Linked DNA regions of Mus musculus: region 2 is linked to region 1. A link is a contact called in ENCODE Hi-C or POLR2A ChIA-PET data. All regions are on one chromosome and are shown on one strand. The core of a region is the stretch at or near the end of the contact, and the rest is flanking DNA. Distances in the headings are between cores, read along the strand shown. Region 1 has its middle 16 kb from the start of Gm33173. Region 2 holds the start of B930095G15Rik (RIKEN cDNA B930095G15 gene).

Evidence for each region. A loop is a pair of places that touch in the nucleus more often than their neighbours do. ChIA-PET counts read pairs that join two places held with the same protein, here RNA polymerase II (POLR2A).
Region 2: a loop to region 1 is called in a map of left cerebral cortex, with 4 times the contacts of the local background. The contact joins the promoter of B930095G15Rik here to the enhancer-like site in region 1. A Hi-C loop is called at or near these places in 8 of 37 maps with a recorded cell type or tissue (CH12.LX, gastrocnemius and left cerebral cortex). POLR2A ChIA-PET finds 5 or more read pairs at or near these places in 1 of 5 experiments (Patski).

Annotation. Positions count from the first base shown.
Region 1 is chr14:120,829,218-120,834,633 of GRCm38, forward strand. No RefSeq gene overlaps it. Among named protein-coding and RNA genes, the nearest start is that of Gm33173, 16 kb to the right of the region's middle. Within about 2 kb of position 3,292, at least 3 of the 3 ENCODE cell types and tissues checked have a DNase peak (open chromatin) inside an H3K27ac peak, as active enhancers do; they include gastrocnemius and left cerebral cortex, where a contact is called at or near this core.
Region 2 is chr14:121,245,644-121,251,059 of GRCm38, forward strand. B930095G15Rik (RIKEN cDNA B930095G15 gene) reads left to right here and starts at 3,063. Exons shown (of 1, transcript NR_155502.1): 1 at 3,063-5,416. The region is part of intron 13 of Farp1 (FERM, RhoGEF (Arhgef) and pleckstrin domain protein 1 (chondrocyte-derived)); the gene reads left to right.

The DNA of each region.
Region 1 (5,416 bases), core at 2,042-4,541:
TGGAGAGATGGCTCAGTGGTCAGGGCACTGTCTGTGGAGAGACAGCTCAGTGGTCAGGGAGGGCACTGTCTGTGGAGAGATGGCTCAGTGGTCAGGGCACTGTCTGTGGAGAGATGGCTCAGTGGTCAGGGCACTGTCTGTGGAGAGACGGCTCAGTGGTCAGGGAGGGCACTGTCTGTGGAGAGACGGCTCAGTGGTCAGGGAGGGCACTGTCTGTGGAGAGATGGCTCAGTGGTCAGGGCACTGTCTGTGGAGAGATGGCTCAGTGGTCAGGGAGGGCACTGTCCGTGGAGAGACGGCTCAGTGGTCAGGGAGGGCACTGTCCGTGGAGAGACGGCTCAGTGGTCAGGGAGGGCACTGTCCGTGGAGAGACGGCTCAGTGGTCAGGGAGGGCACTGTCCATGGAGAGACGGCTCAGTGGTCAGAGAGGGCACTGTCCGTGGAGAGATGGCTCAGTGGTCAGGGCACTGTCTGTGAAGAGATGGCTCAGTGGTCAGGGCACTGTCTGTTCCTCCAGAACACCCAGGCAACAAACAGTGGCTCACAATCATCTGTAATCCAGTTCCGGGGTCCAATGCCCTTTTCTGGACCCCATCAGCACCAGACATGCACATGGCATGCACACACACATATACTCAGGAAAAACACTCATACACATAAAATAAATAAATCTAAAAAAAAGTTAAATTACTAGCATGTCAAAAATACAGCTGGGGTAAAATCAGGGCTATTCATGAGCTGTGACTCAGTGACGCTTTGGCACCTGGGAGTATTTTATGCATAAGTTTAGTCTCAGACAGGCTTATGTTATATAATAGACTATCTTTAACATGACAATAATCCTACTGGCTAACAAGAACTCAGAACCAGAATCACAACAGTCCACTCAAAACACTAATCTTTAAAAGCCTGCCGGGATTGATGGCCCCCTCACCGCCCAAATAGATCAATTCTAGACTTTTATTTAATGAGACAGCCAGGGAGAAATCACTACTTCCCATCACCGATAGATGGTCCGATCTGCCTTTCAATCAAGCACATTTCAAATGTATTCATAGAATACGTTTCACACCTCCTCTGTCGTGTTTATTATGCTTCTGGTTCTGCGCTGTTGCAAATGCATAGCTGAAGCTGGCTCTGCTGTAAACTGTCTTAAAATAACAAAATTCTGAGACCAGATCAATGCTTTGTTGGGCCCTGTGTGTGTCCATTTAACAAAAAGTCACTTTGTGCAGAAATGACTCACTCTTGTACTGTTCTTCTGGCTAGGATAGGCTGGGCGGGGCTACGCTACAGAGCTGGTTCTCTATGATAGGCTGGGCGGGGCAACGCTCCAGAGCTGGTTCTCTATGATAGGCGGGGGCGGGGCTACGCTACAGAGCTGGTTCTCTATGATAGGCTGGGCGGGGCAACGCTCCAGAGCTGGTTCTCTATGATAGGCGGGGGCGGGGCGATGCTACAGAGCTGGTTCTCTATGATAGGCAGGGGCGGGGCAACGCTCCAGAGCTGGTTCTCTATGATAGGCGGAGGCGGGGCAACGCTACAGAGCTGGTTCTCTCGACGTTCATGCGTACTGGGAATGGAGCCATAGCACCATGCCTGCACAACACACACTTTTGCACACTGGGCTATCTCACTGTCCACCCCCCCCCCAAGACATCTCATTCCCCCCCACTAAGCTATCTCACTGCCCCCCTTACTGAGTTATCTATCTCACTGTTTCCCCCACTGAGCTATCTCACTGTCCCCACTGAGACATCTCACTATCCCCACTGAGTCATCTCACTGCCCCCCACTCAGCTATCTTAATGTCCCCCCACTGAGCTATCTCATTGTCCCCCCACTTGGCATTTATAATTGGACCAAGTTTTAGGCATCCCCAGAAGTTTTATTACACTGATTATTTCAGTGCAAATCAGGACAAAGTATTGACACCTCTCAGGTTGTTTAATTAAACTATGATTATTTTAAATGAACAACCGATAGTCTCTCTACAATGTGCCATTCTTCTAGGTAACGAGGACAGTGTTGATCATCAACAGCAGACAGCACATGGGACTTGCTAGTGGTGTTCAGAGCGGGCAGCTTTCTCCCAGCAATGCTAACCCAAGGTCGAGTTCACTAATTAGCCACTGAGGTACACTTTGCTACAATATCGATTCCAGGCCTTTTCCTTCAACAGACACCCAATTAAATTGTCTTGGTCAAAACAGAAGTAATTGAGACTCCCAGAACAGCTGTAAAGATCAGGTGGGGTAGAGAGAATCCCTTTAGCTCAGACAATAAACCCTGCAGCTCAGCACACGGCCTCGGGTCCTGCTACCCCATTCCCCGGCTCTCAGAAGGAAACGTCTCCAAGCTGGTCTTACTCACAGGCTTCACTCCACTGCATATGCAAAACTTGCTAAGAGACTAAGTGTTCTTGTGAAGAAGGAAAAAAAAGGAGGTATGTGAGGTGACAAATATGCTAACTAACTTGGAATCATCATCTCACAACTTGCAGTTTGTCCTGTACATTGTAAGAAAGCTTGGGGGAAATACGCTAGATTAAAAGGGGCATTCATAGTACTGATATTTGACAAAGCCACTTAGATACGCTTTTCTCGAACGAGTCCTAAGGCGTGCCACTTGTTCCTGAACAGTGTGTGTGCATTACAACAATCCAGTTTGACACTCCCTGAGTTCTGTATCTTATTGGTCGGTATTTGTGATTTGTAGCTCAAAGCTTTGTGCATCACAGGTTATGCACACAGCGTCCACGAGAGGGCGATATAGCCTCGCTTTTAAGTCCTACACCGTCAGCGCAAGCGCGGCAAGAGTTCGCGAGCTAGGGGAAATCATTACCAACTTCCTTTCCACGGTGAAGTCAGTGACCCTTCTGTCACTTGGCAAAGCAAGCCAGGCAGCGAGCCTCGAAAGGCCGTCCTTTAAGTTAATGATTTATTGATTTTGCTGCCTGGTTTTGCTTTCACTGAGCCGGAGAGAAGGGGGTTGTCTTTTTAAACGTTCGTAGCTTGTTTGCTAGAATTCTAAACAGAAAGCTAAGCCTTCCTAGTGTGTTGGAATGCTCCATGTATGCAGTGGCTTTGTGGATGCTGACTGAGGACCTGCCCCCTAGCTGTTTAGTTCAATGAGAAGAAAGCAGGAAGACCAGAGATAATATAAGCGACCCAGCTGCCCTAGGGTTGCATTAGACCCAGCCCTTGACCAGAGCCTGGCCTCAACTTCTCAGCGTGGGTTTGCACAAACCACAAGTGAGGCCAGCTGCTCAGAGAATGAGTCAGCCCCCAGAATTCCATATGCAAATAAAGACAGAGCCGTTCCCCCAGACGCCTGGATGAGTTCCTGGAAGATCAGAATGCTTGGCAGTTCCCACTGAAGGTTTGAAGCCGCTGGCTGACTTCTTCTGCACATGAGATCTGACTCCTAGCATCGTTTGCACCCTGGAGACCAGGAAAGACCATACTGCAATGTGCTATGTGTCCATGTCAAGAGGTCTCTGGTTTTGTGCCTTTTTGCCCCATGATAGAAGTTGTTCTGTTTCAGAACAAGTGAGACGTCAAAATAAGAAAAGGGGTGGGTCTCACTGCAGATACTTCAGTCTTTAAGAGAAGAAATGGTTCCCTGTGGTTAGCAAAAGAGCAGAGCTCAGACTACCTCTGTTCAGAGCCTGAAGCACAAAGTTCTCCAGGGAGAAGAGGAGACCACACAGCCAACCCCAGGGTCTTCTTACCTCCTGGAATGGCCACTCTTCTGGATAGCTTTATGTCAACTTGACACACGCCAGAGTCATCTGAGAGGAGGGAACATCAATTAAGAAAATGCCTCCACACTGTAATTGGTAGGGGTGGCCCTAGCCTACAGTGGGTGATGCCATCTCTGGACTGGTGGTCATGGGTTCTATAAGAAAATAGACTGAGCAAGACAGACGAGGCAAACCATGCAGAGCAAACCAGTAAGCAGCACCCATCCGTGGCCTCTACATCAGTTCCTGCCGCCAGGTCCTTCTCCTAAGTCCTGTCCTGATTTTCTACAGTGATCTGGAAGTGTTAAGCTAAATAAGTCCTTCCTTCCCCAGCTTGCTTTTGGTCATGATATTTCATCACAGCAATAGAAACCCTAACTAAAGCAAGTTGGTATCAAGATGGTAGGGTATAGTAGGGTAGAGCTATGACAACCCTGACCATGTTATTTTGGGGAAGATTATGGAAGGACTTTGGAACTTGAGGCTAGAAAAGCCAGAGTGCTCAGTACCTGGTGAGTGTACTGTAGGAGCTTGGAAGATAAGAATGTTAAAAGCAGAACAGAAGATGGGGCCTAGGGGGGCGGAGATACGGCTCAGTGGTTAAGACTCTTCTTCTAGAGGTCCTGAGTTCAATTCCCAGCAACCACAAGGTGGCTCGAAATCACCTGTAATGGGATCCATTGCCCTCCTCTGGGGAGCATGAAGATGGTATACTCATAAATATTTTTTTTTTAAAGATGAGGCCTGTCTTGTGAAGTTTCAGAGGGAAGTTTAAAAACTATCGGGACCATTTGCTATTTTGATTTGAGATTTCATGAGTCTGGTTAGCTGGGGCCCAAGAATCAGCTGTGTTTAACACGATAGTAGAACTACTAACGTGAAACCTTTGCTTTGTTGGGATACTGGATACTGGCCAGCCGGAGCTGAGAAATTATCAGTGATTAAGAGGTTGAGGTTAACTCTTATGGGAAGTGTTTCCTGAGAGTCAGCACACAGAAGCTGTGTTCCAGAGGCAGCCAAGTTTGTACCTCATGCTGGCATCTGAACTTGGTAGTATAAGAGTCATCCAGATGGTACCAGTTTTGAAGTCAGGAAGGGGCCATGGAAAACAGCTGAGGCTTGGCACTGTGAGAGGCCAGGAGAGGCCACCGGGGAAGGTGCAGCCTTGGTGGCAGTTGAAGTCCTAGGACTGAAGGGACCAGGAAAGAGAAGGTGAGGCTTGGCACCGTGAAGAGAGTCAATGAAAAGCTACTGATGAGAGCAGAAACCCCCCGGCCTTTTGGAAATGGCAGTACCATGGATGACCACCAAGAATAGCAGCTGCTGTGCAGTGGAGCCAGCGAGGCCTGGAAGACAAGCTGTGTGTGCTTCAGAGCCAGAGAATGACCCACGCCCCTTGGAGGAGCCCAGAAGACCATGAGTGGAGCTCAGATATTGAATGCTCAGTGATTTACACTTTTGGGAGTTTGCTTTTGCTTTGATTTCGTTGTGACTTTTCTCTGGTTCTTCTCTCTCGAAGTAAGAAAATATTTAACTTTATTTTATTTTACAGGAACGCGTAGTTTGAGGCACTTTGAATTTTTAACGTGATTGAGTTTGTAAAAACTGCGAGGTTTTTTTTAAAGTTATTTGTATTTTTAATGTGAGACCGTGGGGATGAATGAGAAAGGA
Region 2 (5,416 bases), core at 1,813-4,312, 420 kb after region 1:
GTGGGCTCCAGCTTGGTCTTTGCAGATGGCTCTGTGGGTACAGCCAGGGCCCTTTCTCCATCAGCCATGGTGGTCTATGGCCATAGAGTGTATTGGAAGGTAGTGAGAATGTTAGCCAAGCCACTACCTCCGTTGCTGGAGTGTGAGGATTACACAAAAGCCTCCATTTGTACTTTTCAGTCTTTGATACTTTTTTAACCATAGAACAAAATTTTTAGCTCTGAACTACAGAACTTTGCAAAGAGTTGTAAAGATGCTGCATCCTTGCTGAGCTGTCACGCTGGTGGCCTTAGGAGCCTTCTGTGGCTGTATCACAGTGGGGAAGCTGGGCTCCTTCAGGAAGTGAGGCAGAGCTTAGCTTATGGATCTCTGAGAATCTTGTCAGCAGGAATGTTGAGAGGCCACGTTTTAAATGTTGAGAGACCTCACCCGTATTTATGCAAGTGTGTTCGGCTATTCTTGGTCAGCTGATTCAATGGGTGATTGGTGGATCACACTGACTGGATAGCGGTTGGCAGTTGTTCACTGAAGCAGTCCACTCACACCTTGCCTTAGGTGACTTTTAAGCTCTACAGAGGCGTCAGCAGTCACCTACCAAGCCTCCACTTTGAGTGAGCGAGCTCATTCCTGTGGCGTTAGTTCAGTGACTTGGCTAGTGCCACAAAGCTGCGCCCAGCCCCCCAGCCGCCTGACTTCAACCCTTTCCTCACGTGGGACCTTTAGGCTCCACGTTTTAATTCTGGAGATACTTGCCTGCATTTCTAACTAGAATTAGATGTGAAAATCCTGGATGATAAAGACAATTAGAAGCAAATAGCTGTTCTTCATTCTGTGGGGGTGTTTGCAGTTTTAACATGTTTCTGAATCTGCTGTCTGGTCTTAGGAGAGGCTGCCAGTTTGCCGTAGGAAAGCTTGGTCAGGTGGGAGTTGAGCGGAGCGGAGCTTGGTTGTTTTAATTGTGATCCTGGTCTGTTTAAGGGACTTTTCCTTATTTCTGCTTACACAGAAGTCTGATAACTAAATAGGAATGAGCTCTTTTAGCCTTGTAATGTGATTGCCCATCCCCTGTGCCTGGGAACCTGTTACCTCTTTCCCCTTGTATTGTAGCACAGTTTTCTCCTGATTGGTTCTGTGCCAGCAAAGCCAATTTATCTTCCGCTTCTTAGCTAGTATTTAAGAAAGCAACAGTCCCAGCAAATTAATAGTGCCTAAAAGAATTGGGGGCAGGTTTGTTCCGAAATCCAACATCCCGTCATCTGAGAGTAGTCACTAACTGTCCTTACAGGGGCTTATCCTCTGCTCTAGAAGATTTCAGAAGTTAGTCAGAGAACGTGCGTGCCTGCAGTGAGCCGAGTGTAGCAGGGTTGCTGAGGTGACAAATTGTCCCCGATGTCCCTATGCAAAGCTCAGAAAGCACCAAGCCTTCCCAGAACTCCCCATTCTCTGACCTTGTGACCTCAGGCTCCAAGGCTTCCAAAGCCCACAGTCTCCATCTGGGACTTAGAAAGGACCTATATTTGTGTGACGTTGAACTGAGGTGAGGAAGGCCAGTGTCACAGTTGGCTGTCAAAAACGCAAAGCAGAGACCAGAGGGCTTCCTGAGACCTCAGTCTATCCACTGCAGCATACATGCTTCGGGCCTCTGGACTGAAGGAGCCTGGGCCTTTGAGCCTTGCCTACTCGCTGCTGCTCTGCAAACAGTATCTCACGGCCAAGGGTGGGAGACAGAGAAACTCAGAGTTTAAAGCTCCTCGCGGATGCTCTAGGACCCCTTACATTGTGATGTTATGTTAGATTTTATTTTGAAATATATCTAGTGGTTCCCCATGTGGATCCTTGTTAAGAGCAAACTGAAAAGGCATGAAATTCCTTTAGCGTGAAGAAATGCACTTAATGAGTTCCAGAGCCCAATGTGAACGGCCTCAGCCCCTGAAACAGTCATCTGGATGCCATCGATGGTATTTTATTAGATAGGCATTTAATTAGAGGAAGCTTTTGGGCCAGATTCTTTCTTATATGTGTGATTCATATTCAGGAATTTCTTACACGGCCATCCCCCTCCCCACCCACCCCACCCCCGCTCTTTGGCCCTGCGCTTAAAATCTGAGTAGTAAGACTTTTTTCTCCTCAAGAACATCTTTGAAGATTTAAACCAAGTAATGAAAAAAAAAAAAAAAAAAGTCCAGGCCTGAAGAACCTAGATGCAGAGTCAGCCCCTGGCCTGCTGAGTCTTGGGGGGGGGGGGGGAGTTGGGGGGAGTTGACCTCAGAAGTCTCCCTGGTTGTACGTTGCCAAGCTTTTTGTAAAAGGAGGATTAAAATTCAGATAGGAAACATTTTTAACATTGGTGAATTGATGGTAAATGTGCTTAGAGGTTCGTTTTGTCCCCTTTTTCCCTTTTTATCTAGAGTCCCTGACCACAGGAGTTCAGTCTGCTTTCTCCCCGTACAGTGCTTTCTGCCCTCTCTGAGCAGCGCTGTGCTTGCCACAGGCGCAGCCCTTATTGAATGAGCCTCAGAGGTACAGGTGGACCCAGCCTGCAGTTAGTCAGTCAGGCTTGGTTTGACTCTGTGTGCCTCTGTCTTGATCGCTTGGCTTTGCCTGAGCCCTTTACGTGGGTTTAGCTAGAATTTCCATAGCCACTGTGGTTATAACTCCCATGGCAAGCTGTTTCCTGCTCCTCTCTCCCATCCGAACCCATTGCTCCTCCGTGTTCCTCCAAGGTTTCCCTCCATCACATTGCACGGCTCAGGTCTGTTCTGCTGTCGCTGAATTCTGCAATGAAGTGCAAGAGTTTCTTTAAACGCAAGGAACAGACTGTAGCTTCATGCTGGCCAAACAAACACACAGGAGGGAAAGCCTGTGTTGGGAACAAGATTTTAAAAGGGGGTGGGGCCAAAGAACTGATTGGCACTGCTTTTTCCTTTGGTTTAATCCACCCCTTTCCCATGTGATGAGCTGAAACTTAAAACAGGAAATGAACTCACTGGAGGCACCAGGTACTGGGTGTTAACACAAAGGCCTGGCATTCAGGCCAAAATTAGCATGCCTCTTAATATCATTTTTTTTTTTTTTTTTTTTTTTTTTACGAAAGAGGTACTAATGAAAAGCATTTAAAAAAAAATTCCATAATGATTCAGATGTGGAGTCAGCTTAAATCAAAGATCCACGTGGTCTGGTTGCCACCAATTGGACAGAAAGCTGTGTGGTTCTCCCTTTTAGTAGCCTAGATACATACTTCCGAGTATGTCTCCTGGGAGCAGAGTTGAAAGTGTGGGTTTATGTTAACCGGCTGTGGCAGGGACAAGGAAAGGGGTAGGTCTGTTGGAAAAAGGTCTTCATGAAGTGAAGAGCGTAGCACTCTCAGAAACCTCTCACCCAGAGACGTGTTGCTCTCCAAGAAAACAATGGAATGCCCGACCAGAAAGAAGCTAGGGAAGCGCTTAAAACTCTCAGAGAGAGAGAGAGAGAGAGAGAGAGAGAGAGAGAGAGAGAGCTCTCCACACAGCCTTGGCTTTGCTTGGTTCTCCATTGAGGTTTTCTTGGGTGACTCTGTTGAGCCCATGATGGCCACTGGGCACAGCCCGGAAGGGGGCTCCCCTGCATGTTTGTGGCTCTGGTATTAGATGGCAGCTTCGCATGCAAGGCAGCACCTGTCCTTCTTCCTAAGGACTCTGGGCCAGGTTAGCTGCTCTGCGATGTCTCCAGATGACAGTTGTTGGTATGGAAAACCTGCCCCTATAGTGGTTGGGATAGAGTTCGAAAGGTCACGTCAGCAAAGCAAAGGTTGGTGCTGCGCCTGTGTGCACTGGTGCCAGGCAGCACTGCAGCCCCCTGGGCTGGTTCAGAATATTCAACAGTGGTGGGAAATGGCAGAAGACAAAGGCCCTTACAGAGTCTGGAGGTGGGAATGGGGCATGCAGGGTTCTGGCCGGTCTGTCATCCCTGGTGATGAGCGTCTGTCTCACGCAGCTGCACCCCCAGCTCCCTTTCCCCTGGCTTCCAGTGTGAGAAGCAAGACCTTGACCCTCTGCCTGCAATGCTACAGAAAGACCACACTTAGCTCTTCAGTTACCAAGAATGCCCGCTCTCTCCAGGAGCATCTAGAGGGCTTGAAGGGTCATCAACCCCTTGCTCTCACCTCTTCCTGCCTTGGAAAATTGCTGCAAACCTCACTAACCGAATCTCACCAGCCCAGCCCATGTTTTTAACACAATTTCCTCCTGTTCTCTCTGTGTGTGCATTTAATCCTTGAGGTAATAATGTGTTGTATTAAAATTTTCTGATGCACTGAATTAATTCTCAAGTAGAAAAGGCTGGGGACTTCATTCTCATTTCTGTCATTTGTTTAATAAATTTAAGAAACATTCTTTCCATTGTTCCACTGTATACCGTTTTGTCAGCATGTACCTACCTGGGAGAAGACGCTCTGTTTTGAACATTCTGTCTTGATCCTTGGAGCATGGCATACCTTCTGTCCCCTGCACTGTTGGAACGCTGTTTGATGTCTTTTCAACCCAAAACCTTGCCTAAATACCAATTTGTACCTGGAATACCCTTTGTAGAACACAGCAGTCGCTCACCCAGCGGCACTTTGACAGACCGAATCATGGCCACCCAGGCGCCGGGAGAAGTGTACACTTGGCTTTTGTGGCCTCATCTTCTCTCAAGGCCCTGCACCGTATAAGGTGCTATGGGGTGGGGCAAGCCCTTGGAGGAGAGCAAGTTCACTTTAAAGGGGGGCAGATGTAGGTGGAACAGAGCGCATCTGAGACAGCAGCTTACGTTGGGAGCTCACACAGCCAGCCGTCCACAGGCTGGGCTTTGCTATTCCCAGTGGGAGTGAAACACCTGATGCTGATTGGCTTTGGTGGGAGGGAGTGGGGCGTAGCATCTCCATCAGACAAGCTCTTTGTCCCCTGGGTGGGCACCCACAATGTGTGCTCCTCAGATGCGCCCTGCTTTCACTTCTGCCTGTGCTTCCGTGTGGAGCCTCCGCACAGCATGGACTCCTGTCACCCAGGATGCTCTCTGTCTTCTCTGATAGCCATGAGTTTGGTGGCGAGCATGGAAGACCAAACTCATGTCAAATGTTTGCATGGTATTAATATCTTGTGTTACTCTAAACTCCAGAGGCTTTCCTAAACCTTGTCCTAACGGGAATCTTGCTGTTAACAAACCAAAAACCTGTTTGATGTAACTGTTCTTTCCCACCGATGGCTGAAGCTTTGTCCTTCCTACAAGATGGTATACTAGACTCCACGTTCCTCAGTGACACCAAGTTCACAAGTCCTCCGCCATCTTCAAAGCAGGATTCTCCTTTACCTTTGCCCTAGAAGTAAGAGCAGCCTTGTATGCTCTCTGCCATTTGACCCTAAGTGACACCCCCTCTGTCTGTCTGTCTGTCTGTCTGTCT